Regions from separate parts of the Mus musculus genome. Here region 1 is linked to region 2. A link is a loop called in an ENCODE intact Hi-C map of the cell type or tissue named here. Cell type or tissue: heart. All regions are shown on one strand. Each heading gives the region's core, and the rest is flanking DNA. Links, peaks and the distances in the headings are about the cores only. Region 1 overlaps Gm35051 (a long non-coding RNA gene). Region 2 holds the start of Sdhaf3 (succinate dehydrogenase complex assembly factor 3).

Region 1 (5,384 bases), core at 161-5,160, 700 kb before region 2:
TTGGATTCGGTTAGCGAATCCAAGAATATCAATTCTTAATATGTGAATTCTTAATATGTGAATTCTTAATATGTGAATTGGGTATGTGTGAATCTACAGTTAAGTACTTTTCTTGGTTATGTATTAAAAGCCACAACTTCAGGAAATGATCATGCAAATCCCTTTGTCACACTGTCTTGTGATTTGACATGTTACTCAGGTAGTATTTCTGGCTATTTGTTTTCAATCAGTGTGACCCAGGACTGTGCCATACCCAGTGCTCCTTTGTGATTAACATGAACATAACGGTGTGAGAAAATGAACATCTCAGACTTTAAAGAAAAAGTGAGGTGGGGAGCCCCATCTCTGTATTGGGCAACACAATTTCTCATGGCAGTGGGGGTGGGGGGGATATTGTGAAGCAGGTCTACTGTCAATGCCACAATGTATTGATGACCTGGTCAGAAATCAGATACTCAGTTGCTGAGAGGGACCAGGCCCATGTACATAACTGTTGCTGTCTAGAGTTGAGGAGCTATGGACAATGATGAAGGCCACTCAGTCTGTCCTCAGATCTGGTTCTTCAAGGCCAGGTGACACCACTTGTAAGAGAACCCATAAATAGAGATTTCTGTAGAAGTTTGTTTTTTAAGTAATGATTAAAATGTTAGAGAATATTTAGGTCAAACAAATGTCCTGTGTGTTAACAATAATTTACATAATTTAATTAGTGTTTGACTCTAGAGGCCCATGAAATAAGGCAGAACCTTCTGGGTATTTCTGATGAGGGAGTTCCCACTGGCTAGGGGCAGGCCATTGGAAAGGATGCAGCTCTAATGTTGGCCATCATCACCCTTGGGGCATCTGTTTTGCTGGGGAGTCTGGTGTCCTCTATTGGCAGCACTATACTTTAGAAAGGGGATCGTGAGTGGGTGCCTAGAGGAGATGATGACTTGGCCCCATTATAATAATCCAAAAGAGTATCTTATGACATGTCAAAAGACAACCTTCAAAACAGTCCATGAACTGACCTAATTAGAATTTGTTTTCCACTCCAGAATCAGTTTTTATCTAAAACGTAAAACCTCTCTTTTGGGTATGGCAGAACATTTTTTTGTTTGTTTGTTTGTTTTTTGTTTTATGTAATATAGTTCGAGCAGAATAAGGAAACAGTACAACACAGTACAGAGGTCTGTTAACATCTGGTTATCTCCAATTACTTCCCCTTGGGAGGTAAGAGGGGTGGCATTGATTGTATTAGTAATTACTTTCTGTTTCTGTAATAAAATATCATGACCAGAAGGAACTTACAGAAGAAAAAGTTTATTTATTTTTGCATGTGCTTCCGGAGGGAAAGCCTATAATTGTGAGGGAGGCTTGGCAATGGTCAGCAGGAGCAGTAGCCTGGGAGATCATATCTATTAACTGCAAACAGGAAGCAGGAAGAGGAAATGAAGTAGGGCAAGGCTATAAACTCTCAGAGCCTATTCCCGGTAATGTACTTCCTCCAGCAAGGCAGTATCTATGAAAGGCCCTACAATCTCCCAACTGAGAACCAATTATTCAAATACAAGAACCCATATGGGACCAACCTCCATCCTGCTTATCGAGTTGTTGACTATTGATGCTTTCGGAAGTCTGAGTATCACTGGACCCTCTCCCGATCTCTCAGTTCAGATAAGTAACTTAGTTGTGTGCAACTTTAGCATGAATATCTTCCTTGCAGGTCAGTACTTTGGCATCTACATCAGAACATCAGACCAAATGGCTTCCTATATATTTTATTTAGCATAGATCATCACTTCTCATCAGCTAGAGAACAAAATGTATTCTTTCATTTTCATGCTTTCAGTGTCTTGGATCATGGAAAGAACAACTGTTTGAAGTGAATGAGGAGGGATCCAGGCGAGTCTGACTGCAGGATAGACAATGCTATGACAGACCAAATGCCAGTCTGCCTTTATGTTTGGTAATTTATGCTAGAGAGATAATGACAATTCAGAGTAACATCTTTTCCAGGATGACCAGAGCTGTCACATTTATAAAAATTTAAACTGTAGGTAGGAAGGAAGTTTTGGAAATCAGGGTACTGCAGCTGATAAGGCGTGTTAGGGTGAAGAGCCAGTTCCTAGACTTATTATGACTTATTTTCTAAGTTCATTGGTAGCCTTGTGCATTAATATGATATGGCCACTAGGTGGAACTCGTGCTTGCTGTCTCTTTTTTTACACAAGGCAACTAAGACTAATGAAGCCAGTAGTGTTCCAATTTGAAGGCAACCAAACCCTTCTACAAATACTAACTATAATATTGACATCTGTTAACAGTCAGTTCAAACAATACCTCAGGTGAGACACAATAAAGGAATAATTGTCCAACACTCTTTGCTATGATGCTTTTGTGATTTGAGTTTCAGTGAAATTGGCCCTGGACCCTGTCCTCTTCGGGGTGAGTGTGTGTGTGTGTGTGTGTGTGTGTGTGCAGGGGGTGTTATTCCTCCCTTACTTTGTTCATGCATCTAGATACAGTGTGTGGTTGCTAAGCTCCTGTCTTACTTTTGTAGCATCCCTGCCACTTCAGCTAGCGAGCTGACTCCTGAATGAGTTCAGATTATGAGTAACAGCTGAGCATGACACATGGGCAAACCAGCTACAGCATGACTAAAATCCCCCCCTTTAAGATCCATAATTTCCTTTAACTGAGTGAACGTCATACATACGCATTATATACAACCCAGAAACAATAAATAAATAAAGAAAGACACAATCAATCTTGGAACTAAAAAGAAATAGTCATTTTAGTGAGTGTTTTTATAGTGCTTTGGTAGTCATTATTTATACATGTTGTGCTAGTTAGTTTTTATTGTCAATTTGACACAACCTAGAATCTCCTGGTAAGAGAATGTCAATGAAGTACTGCCTATGCATTATGTGGGTGTGTCTATGCAGGATGGTCTAAAGTCAATTAATTGATGTGGGAAGGTTCAGGCTACTGTGGGCAGCACCATTCCCTACACAGGAGTTGTGAACAGTATAAGAATGAGAAATAGAGCTAAGTGCAAGTAAGCAAACAAGTGATTGTGTAATATATTTATTTTTCTCTGCTCTTGACTGTGAATGCGACTTGATCAGCGGCCTATCTTGACTTTCCCACAATGATGGGATGTGACCTAGAATTGCAAATTAAACCCTTTCTCCTCTAAGTTGTTTCTTGTCAGTGTTTTGTTTGTTTGTTTTAATACAGCAGATGAAACAAGATAAGAACACATGTGATTAGCCAGGTATGTTTTTAATATGCCTGCAGTGTTGCAAGGCACCGTGTTAGATTTCTCAGTTCATAAACACTGATGTCTCCAATCTAGAAAACATTGGACAAGATACAGAATGTTTTTTCATCTGTATATGTGCATACAAATGCCTGCAGAGGTCAGAACCTAGTGTTGGATGCCATAGAAACGGAGTTGTAGATGACCGTGAGCCACCATCTGGGTGCTAGAAACAAAATCTGGGTCCTCTGCAAGAGCAGCAGTGCTCTTAATTGTTGACCCATGTCTCCAGCCCAGCCCAACTGGTTTATATATTTTTAAAAGAACTATAATATTTTCCACATATTGTTTAGCATCCTGCTTTGTATTTTGTGCTTTCCTGAGTAATATTCTTAGAATATGTTTCACAACTTCAGCTCTCAAAAATCATAATTTAAGATTCATATTATATTTTTTGACTATGCAGCAATTCATCTAATGTTTCTGTTCTTAAACTGTAGGGTATATATATACATATATATGTGTGTGTGTATACCTTTTATGATGAAAGTGATCATTTGACACATAATATTGCAGATGAATATTTGTTCACATCTGTAGTGATAAAACTGAGTTCCTGAAGGTAGGGTTGGTGGATTAAATGATTTATAACATGGTAAGGTTTGATATCTCTCCTTAAACTTCCTGCATGAGACCTACAAGGATCTGTCTCTATACCCATGGTTCTTTGAATCCTCACCATCAATGAGCATTTTTATTTAAATATAGTTTCTAGTTCTAAAGGTAAAATATCATTGAAAATTTAATTTTGTTTATTATTATTCTGTGCATCACGTGTGCATGCATGTGTGTGTATGTGAATGTGTGGTATGTGGTGTGTGTAGTGTGTTTGTGTGTGTATGTGTGTGTGACAGCATGTGTGCATGTGCTGTGTGTTTGCTGTGTGTGGTGGGTGCATGTGTGGTATTTATACATGTACGTGTGTGTGTGTGTGTGTATGAGAGAGACAGAGACAGCATGAGTATGACATCATGTGTGCTTGTGTATGTGTGTGTGATAGCATGTGTGCACGTGCATGTGTGTGTGTATGTGTGTGTGTGAGTGTGTGTGTGTGTGTGTGTGTGTGAGAGAGAGAGAGAGAGAGAGAGAGAGAGAGAGAGAGAGAGAGAGGAGAGAGAGCACTTGTGTGGAGGTCAGAGGACCACTTTCAGGAGTTGCTTCCCTCATTCTACTATAAGTTCTAGAAACTAAACTTCAACATCAGGCCACTGCAGCCTATTTCACTATTAAAATTAATACCATTTATATCCCTTTGCCTTTGAGCATGGTTTTCTTGTTAATCGTTCTTAATAGTTTTTTTTTTTAATTTGCATTTTTTGGAGATTTTCTTGGTCCTGTTTCTTACTGGTATTAGCTCTTTTTTATTGTTATGAAGATTTTAAAAATGTATTAGTTATTAACTGCAATCATATTTCATTTGCCTTTATTGGATTTCTGTCATGAATGAAATACATTTTACTAAGGTTTCTAAGACTAGATTCACCATTATGCATCATTTACAGGTGAGGCAAGGGAAAGTGTTTTTATGGCTCTAAGAATAAGCTTTCTCTTTACCCTTAGATTTTACCATTTCTTTAAAGGATCATTGGCCAAATACTAAGGAAATTACTGGAAATAATTCAACTTTTACTGGTTCCAGAAATATTAAGCATGTCAGAGAATGTAGAACGAGGACTTACTCAGTCCCAGTACTGACAGCAGTGCCCACCAGGAGAGACTGACTTAGACTACCATCCAAAGACATCTATAAAATACACAGCTGTGCCCACCAGGAGAGACTGACTTAGACTACCATCCAAAGACATCTATAAAATACACAGCAGTGCCCACCAGGAGAGACTGACTTAGACTACCATTCAAAGACATCTATAAAATACAAAGTTGTGCCCAGGTGGCTCATGCCTTTGATCCCAACACCTCTGAGGCAGAGGCACGCTGATCTCTGTGAGTATGAGGCCAACCTGGTCTACTGAGCATGTTTTAGGACAGCCAGGGGTACACAGTGAGAAAAATAAAATCTTGAAATATATAAAAATAAAAAAAGAAAAGAAAGTGTTGAAAAATACAATAAAATTTAAAA
Region 2 (5,384 bases), core at 319-5,318:
GTTTGGTATGAGAGTATGTGTGTGTTGTTTTGTGTATGTCTATGTCTGTGTCTGTGTGTGTGTGCGCGTGCTCGCACATACAAGACAAGTACTCCATCACTAAACTACCTATCCATTGCCCCACCCTCCTGTTTTATTTTGAGATGAAATCTTGATAAAGTGCATTGGCTACTCTTAAACTTTCGATCCCTGTTTTTGGCCTTCCGATACATAGGATTTCAAGCATGTGTCACTGCACTGAGCTCAGGCTATGGATTTTCTTTGTGTTTATTTTTATTACAACAACCAGCTCCAACAGGAATTTCCAGGATTCCTAAAATGACATCAATCTCCCCCCTCAGTGATGCTCTTAATGAGCTGATGGCCTTACACTGGGGCCCACCTCTTAAAAGTTTCTATTTGCTCTCTCAGCACACCACATTAGGGATCAAACCGTCAGCATATGAAGTGCAGAGAGATAACCTTTCCCTAAAACACAGCTTTGACTTAACACTAAAGACATCCAGCAGGTATCACCTTAACCAAATTATCATCACACTTATGACTTGATAATGTGTTGACAACACTTCACCTCATGAGATTCTTTCAAGAATGTAATCAATCCAATCATCAGTAAAGATCAAATAAACCCAAACCGATGCACTGTCCTAAGTGACAGAAGAGCACTTCTCAAAAAAGCGTCAAGGAAAGACTGAACAACTGTCACTGAGCTCCAGGACATCAAAGAGGGCAAAAAAGAATGATCCCAGCACTCGGGAAGCAGAGGCAGGCGGATTTCTGAGTTCGAGCCCAGTCTGGTCTATAAAGTGAGTTCCAGGACAGCCAGGGCTATACGGAGAAACCCTGTCTCGAAAAACAAACAAACAAATAAACAAAAAAAGCCAAGTGCAGAGTGGGATCCAGCTCTGATCCTGAAACCGAGACGGGATAGTCTTGAAAGCAGCAGCATGGTGTGAAGTAAGTCCTGTAATGAAAAGTTCCCGAGCAATGGTAACTTTCTACATTTTGATAAATGTTCTGGTTATATATTAACAAAGGGGGAAGCAGAGTATTGAATGTATGTGAACTCTAAATTGTCTTTGCAACTCTACTGTAAGTCTAAAGCTATTTTAAAATATTTTTTAAAAAAGTGATATTGCTGTCACTAAGCCTCCTGTGATCATCAACACATTTCCCAGTTTTCTCGTATCCTTTCCTTCAGCTTTTTATAAACTTATTCTAAGTTCTATCCTTTCCTACATTTTCCTTAAACTTTCTAGTCCTTAGACTTTAGGACTTTCAAACTAGAAGTCTTTCTTCTCAGCACAGATAAAGTCTTCCTGTCTGGCTTCAAACTTACTTAATAGACATGACTTTACAAACACTTATTATAGCTTTGATATGATTAACAATATAAATAGTACTTTTTAAATATACTAGCATTATCCATTGCAGATCTCTGAGTTGCAGGCCAGCCTGGTCCACAGATTGAGTTCCAGGACAGCCAAGAACACAGGAAAACACTGACTCAAACAAACTGAATAAAATAAAGTAATAAATACACTAACATTGAGATGCCTGTTGTAAATACCGTTATTTTACAGACCGAAAGACTAGAAAAATTAACTGATGTAATGTTTAGTAAATGCTGAGGTCTGAATTTAAATCTAGTTTTCTGATTTCAATACCAACTACATATTTAAAGAAAGTGTTTTGCATTTAAAAATATTAAACCTCCCCAGCTCCTGGCAACCAAATTATATCTAATAAACCAAGACTTTTAAGAAAGTTATACATTTCATTATTATAAAGTTCTCTCTTCAATAATTCTACAATCAAGAATTATAGAATTCAATGAAAATGCTTTTCCCTAGCCTAATCTTTATGTTGTTTTAAAGGTAAATATCACTTCAGCCACTATCAGCATGAAAAATCTTTTTTACTTTACCAGAGCAGTTTCTTTAAAATACCTAGATGCACTCTAGAAATGCCCAACTCCTTTCACCTCCTGATATTTTCAAGATGGGAGGAGATCCTGCAAGACTCTTCAGCATCATGCAATACTCTTTCTCCCCCTTCATTCTTAAGAGAAAAAAAAAAAAAAAAAAGGTATTAGGGTCGTGGAGATGGCTCACTGAGAAAGGTGTCTGCTGCCAAGCTGTGCAGCCCGCGGTTTGATCCCCAGGAGCCATGTGGTGGAAGGAGAGACCATTCCCTTGGGTTAGCCTCTGACCTCCAGCACACACACACACACACACACACACCCGTATACACACAAATAAATAAATATGTACCTAAAATAAATAATAAGAAAGAAAAGAGAAAAGTCAAACACTGAATCCAAACGCGTGCCCCCGCCAGCATTACCCCTTTAACAAATTGCAATCCTTAGGTCTTTTCTAGGTTATATAATTTATCTGTCAAGTGGAAAGCTTACTAAGGCCCTACAATTACAAATTAACAAATGATCGAAATGATCTAATTCTGGCAGCTAAGTAATGACATCATGTTAATTACACGGCTGTCACCTAAACAGCCTAAAGGCAACGCAAAGGACAAACGCCGACGAACTTTTGGAGCACTAAACAGTCAGGAGTGCAGTAACGTCTGAGACACGCCACCCTTCTCTCTCCAGCACCTGGCACCCTCAGCACTCTCAGAAAGTTCTTCTGAATGCGGGGGAAACTGCTCAAGCACAGAGCCTGTGCGGGAAGCTGGGGGATTCGCGACGGAGCTTGAAAGAAGTGCTGTTTGACCACTTTAGTCTGTCTATTCCAGACGCCCTGTTTGGCCGTGCACGGACCCTGGGAAGCAGCTAGGAAGGTGGGGTCTGAACTGAAAACCCAAGGTCCGGGACGAGGGGGCGGGGAGGGGGCGTCACTTGCCTCCCATTCCTTCAAGAATCGCTGGGCCTCGCCAGGACCAACAGTCTTATGTCTCCTAAATTCGTCCTTCACGTACTGGTCACCCAGGGCTTTGAGGTCCGGGGGCAGAGCCCGATGTAGCAGCAAGATTCGCCTATATAAAGCCCGGACTCTCGAGACATGCTTCCCCGGCATCGCGCCGCGCCTGCGCAGAAGGTGGGCGTAGCTCCGCCCCCGCTAGGAAGTCGCCTATGGGTGAACCCCAAAGCGGGCGGAAGAGAGCGCGCGACCTTCATCCGGTTTGGTCCGTCATAGAATCTTGTCCTTCCGGAAACCCGGATTTGGGGCGGGCGGACAGAAACGCTCTGCCAAAGGCGCGGCTGTTGAGGAGTAGTTGTAATTTCTTGAGTTTCCTAGAGAGGTGCTGCTGTGTAAGACAAAAAGTCTTGTGTGAGCGACTTGTTACCTTCAGAGTTAACTCATCTTCTCCATTTGCTAGTTTCTTCTTATTAAATATTTGAGAAAGACTTCATCGAACTGAAGTCTTCTCCAGAAAGCCTTGCGTGGTTAATCCAAAGTGTTATGGCTTCTGAAATAGTGTGGCATTCGCCGGTCCCTCGCAACAGCCCTCGTCCTTTGCAGTGCTGTACTTGGAGTTTATGCAGTAGGCATAGCTTCTTCCAGGTAGTTATCACAAGTGAGCCCTGAAGGGCAGACTTTGTTGGTCTAGGTCAAGTGCACTATGAAAGAATCTTGGGAGTTATTTTATGTGTATTTTTTTTCCAAGACCAAGATTCTGAGAATTTTTATTAAACAATGTGAGATGAAAATGTGAGACCCTGACTTAGAGCGTTTCTCCCTGGAAGATAAAGCCCCTGGATGTTTCCCAAGCTTGTTTTCCCTGATCTTTAAAAAATACAGCTAGAAAGAAGCTCTTTGTTCTCTATAGCCAGCAAAAAGCCTTTTTGTTTCTATACTGTACAACCAGAGATGCCTGCCTTCCTGTGCCAAGGACACAGAGATAAAAATTCAGAAAGAACTCACTCCCCACTCCTGCCTTGTAAATTTCACCAAGGACACCCGGAAGAGAAGAACTCTTCCCAAGTCCTCCCAACTCTCCTCCCAACTCCTCCCAAGTCTCCTCCCAACTCCTCCTAACTCCTCAGCTAGCTGTTAAAAGCTCCCTACTGTCACCGGGTCGAACTCCCCTGCCCTGCACCAGCAAAGGGACTTCATCCTCAGCTAGCTGATAATAAAACCTCTTGCAGTTTGCATCAGGTATGGTTTTCTCTCAGGACGTTGGGGTGTTGGCCAGCTCACCTGGGGACTTGCAGAGGCCCAGCATCGGGGGTCTTACAAAAACAAGAAATCTAGATGTTCACAAGTCCAAACTTGTGTAGAGGTGGGGAAAAAAAAAGTAACTATTTCAAAAGCTGATAGCTTCTTGTCCTTATTCTTTCGTTCCAATTAAATTTTAATCCTTCAGCAAATCCTAATAGCTCCACCACCAAAATCATGCAGGAATCAAACATTATTTCCATCACACCCTGTACCATAATTATCTCTTTCTACTGGATAGCTACCGTATCTGTGTTCTTGCCTCTGGCCATGTTGAACTTCAGTTATGATCTACCCAGGCTGTAATTAGATAACATCGTTCCTCTGCTTAACAAATCCTCAGTAGCACTCTGTTATTGAACAACTCAAAGTCTCTCTACCTCTAGAATTTAAATGTTCTATTTATTCACTCCCTAGTAAGTCAGTTCCACTCACACTGGCCTCCATCTTTGAACTCCTTCACTTCCAACCGGAAACCTTGTTTGGAGCACTTCCGGGGGCTGGTAGGAGGCATCACTTGCCAGAACCAGTGTGTCGGCTCACTGTCGTGTGACCTTTCCCAACAGCCTTGTTTGAAACTAACATAACCAAGCCAAACCTCCCATGGTGCTCCTGCTTTTGTTGTTTTTTCTTTTTTGTCTTCATAATACTCAGCAGGCCGTACTTTGCTTAGTTACTGATTCTAGCTTCTGACAAGAATACTTAGGGGAAGGCGTTTTTCAGGAGGAGGGAGTGTTTCCCACCGGTCTGGCTGTGCTCTAGACATGTAATAACCACATTACTGTTGCATTGGTGCAGAGCGTTTATTAGTGGTGTTGAGCACATCAGGATTTGCATGTTGGTAAAACACAAGAGGGCAAGAATGTGTGCAGTTGTCTCACAAACATAGGATTTCTGTCTGTGTAACAATTATGAAATCAAAAAAGACAATAGCCTACAATGTTTTTTGCTCATTTCGAGGTCTCACTACTGTACAGCACAAAATAAGAAGCACTCCAGTATTTATGCCCTTGAATAGAGTTTTTCCTTTAACTTTAAGGAAATTACTTGCCTAAAATACTATCTTAATAAATTTAATTTGGTATCATGACAAATCACATTAATGGCAAGGATTGAAGAGCAGTGTGGTTATTTTATTTCAGGGCATCTTTGCTACCAAATTTCATCTGTTAATATCCTTGAAAATTGAAAATTATTTTATTC

Evidence for each region. A loop is a pair of places that touch in the nucleus more often than their neighbours do. Peaks named below come from ENCODE experiments on the same cell type or tissue, not always from the same donor. Only the 100,000 strongest peaks of a DNase experiment are listed, where the experiment ranks them.
Region 1: it touches region 2 in a loop (5-fold over the local background); 7 of 42 quality-filtered maps call a loop at or near these places.

The regions. Positions count from the first base shown.
Region 1 is chr6:7,657,690-7,663,073 of GRCm38, reverse strand. All of the region lies in intron 2 of Gm35051 (a long non-coding RNA gene), which reads right to left. Among named protein-coding and RNA genes, the nearest start is that of Asns, 33 kb to the left of the region's middle. In heart, for the core only: a CTCF peak has its summit at 2,166 (motif pointing right); a DNase peak (open chromatin) is centred at 1,443.
Region 2 is chr6:6,953,681-6,959,064 of GRCm38, reverse strand. It overlaps Sdhaf3 (succinate dehydrogenase complex assembly factor 3), which reads right to left and starts at 3,047. Exons shown (of 2, transcript NM_001077713.1): 1 at 2,865-3,047. The coding sequence starts at 3,038. In heart, for the core only: a CTCF peak has its summit at 3,258; a DNase peak (open chromatin) is centred at 3,104; H3K4me3 peaks cover 1,654 bases; H3K27ac peaks cover 1,215 bases; H3K27me3 peaks cover 416 bases.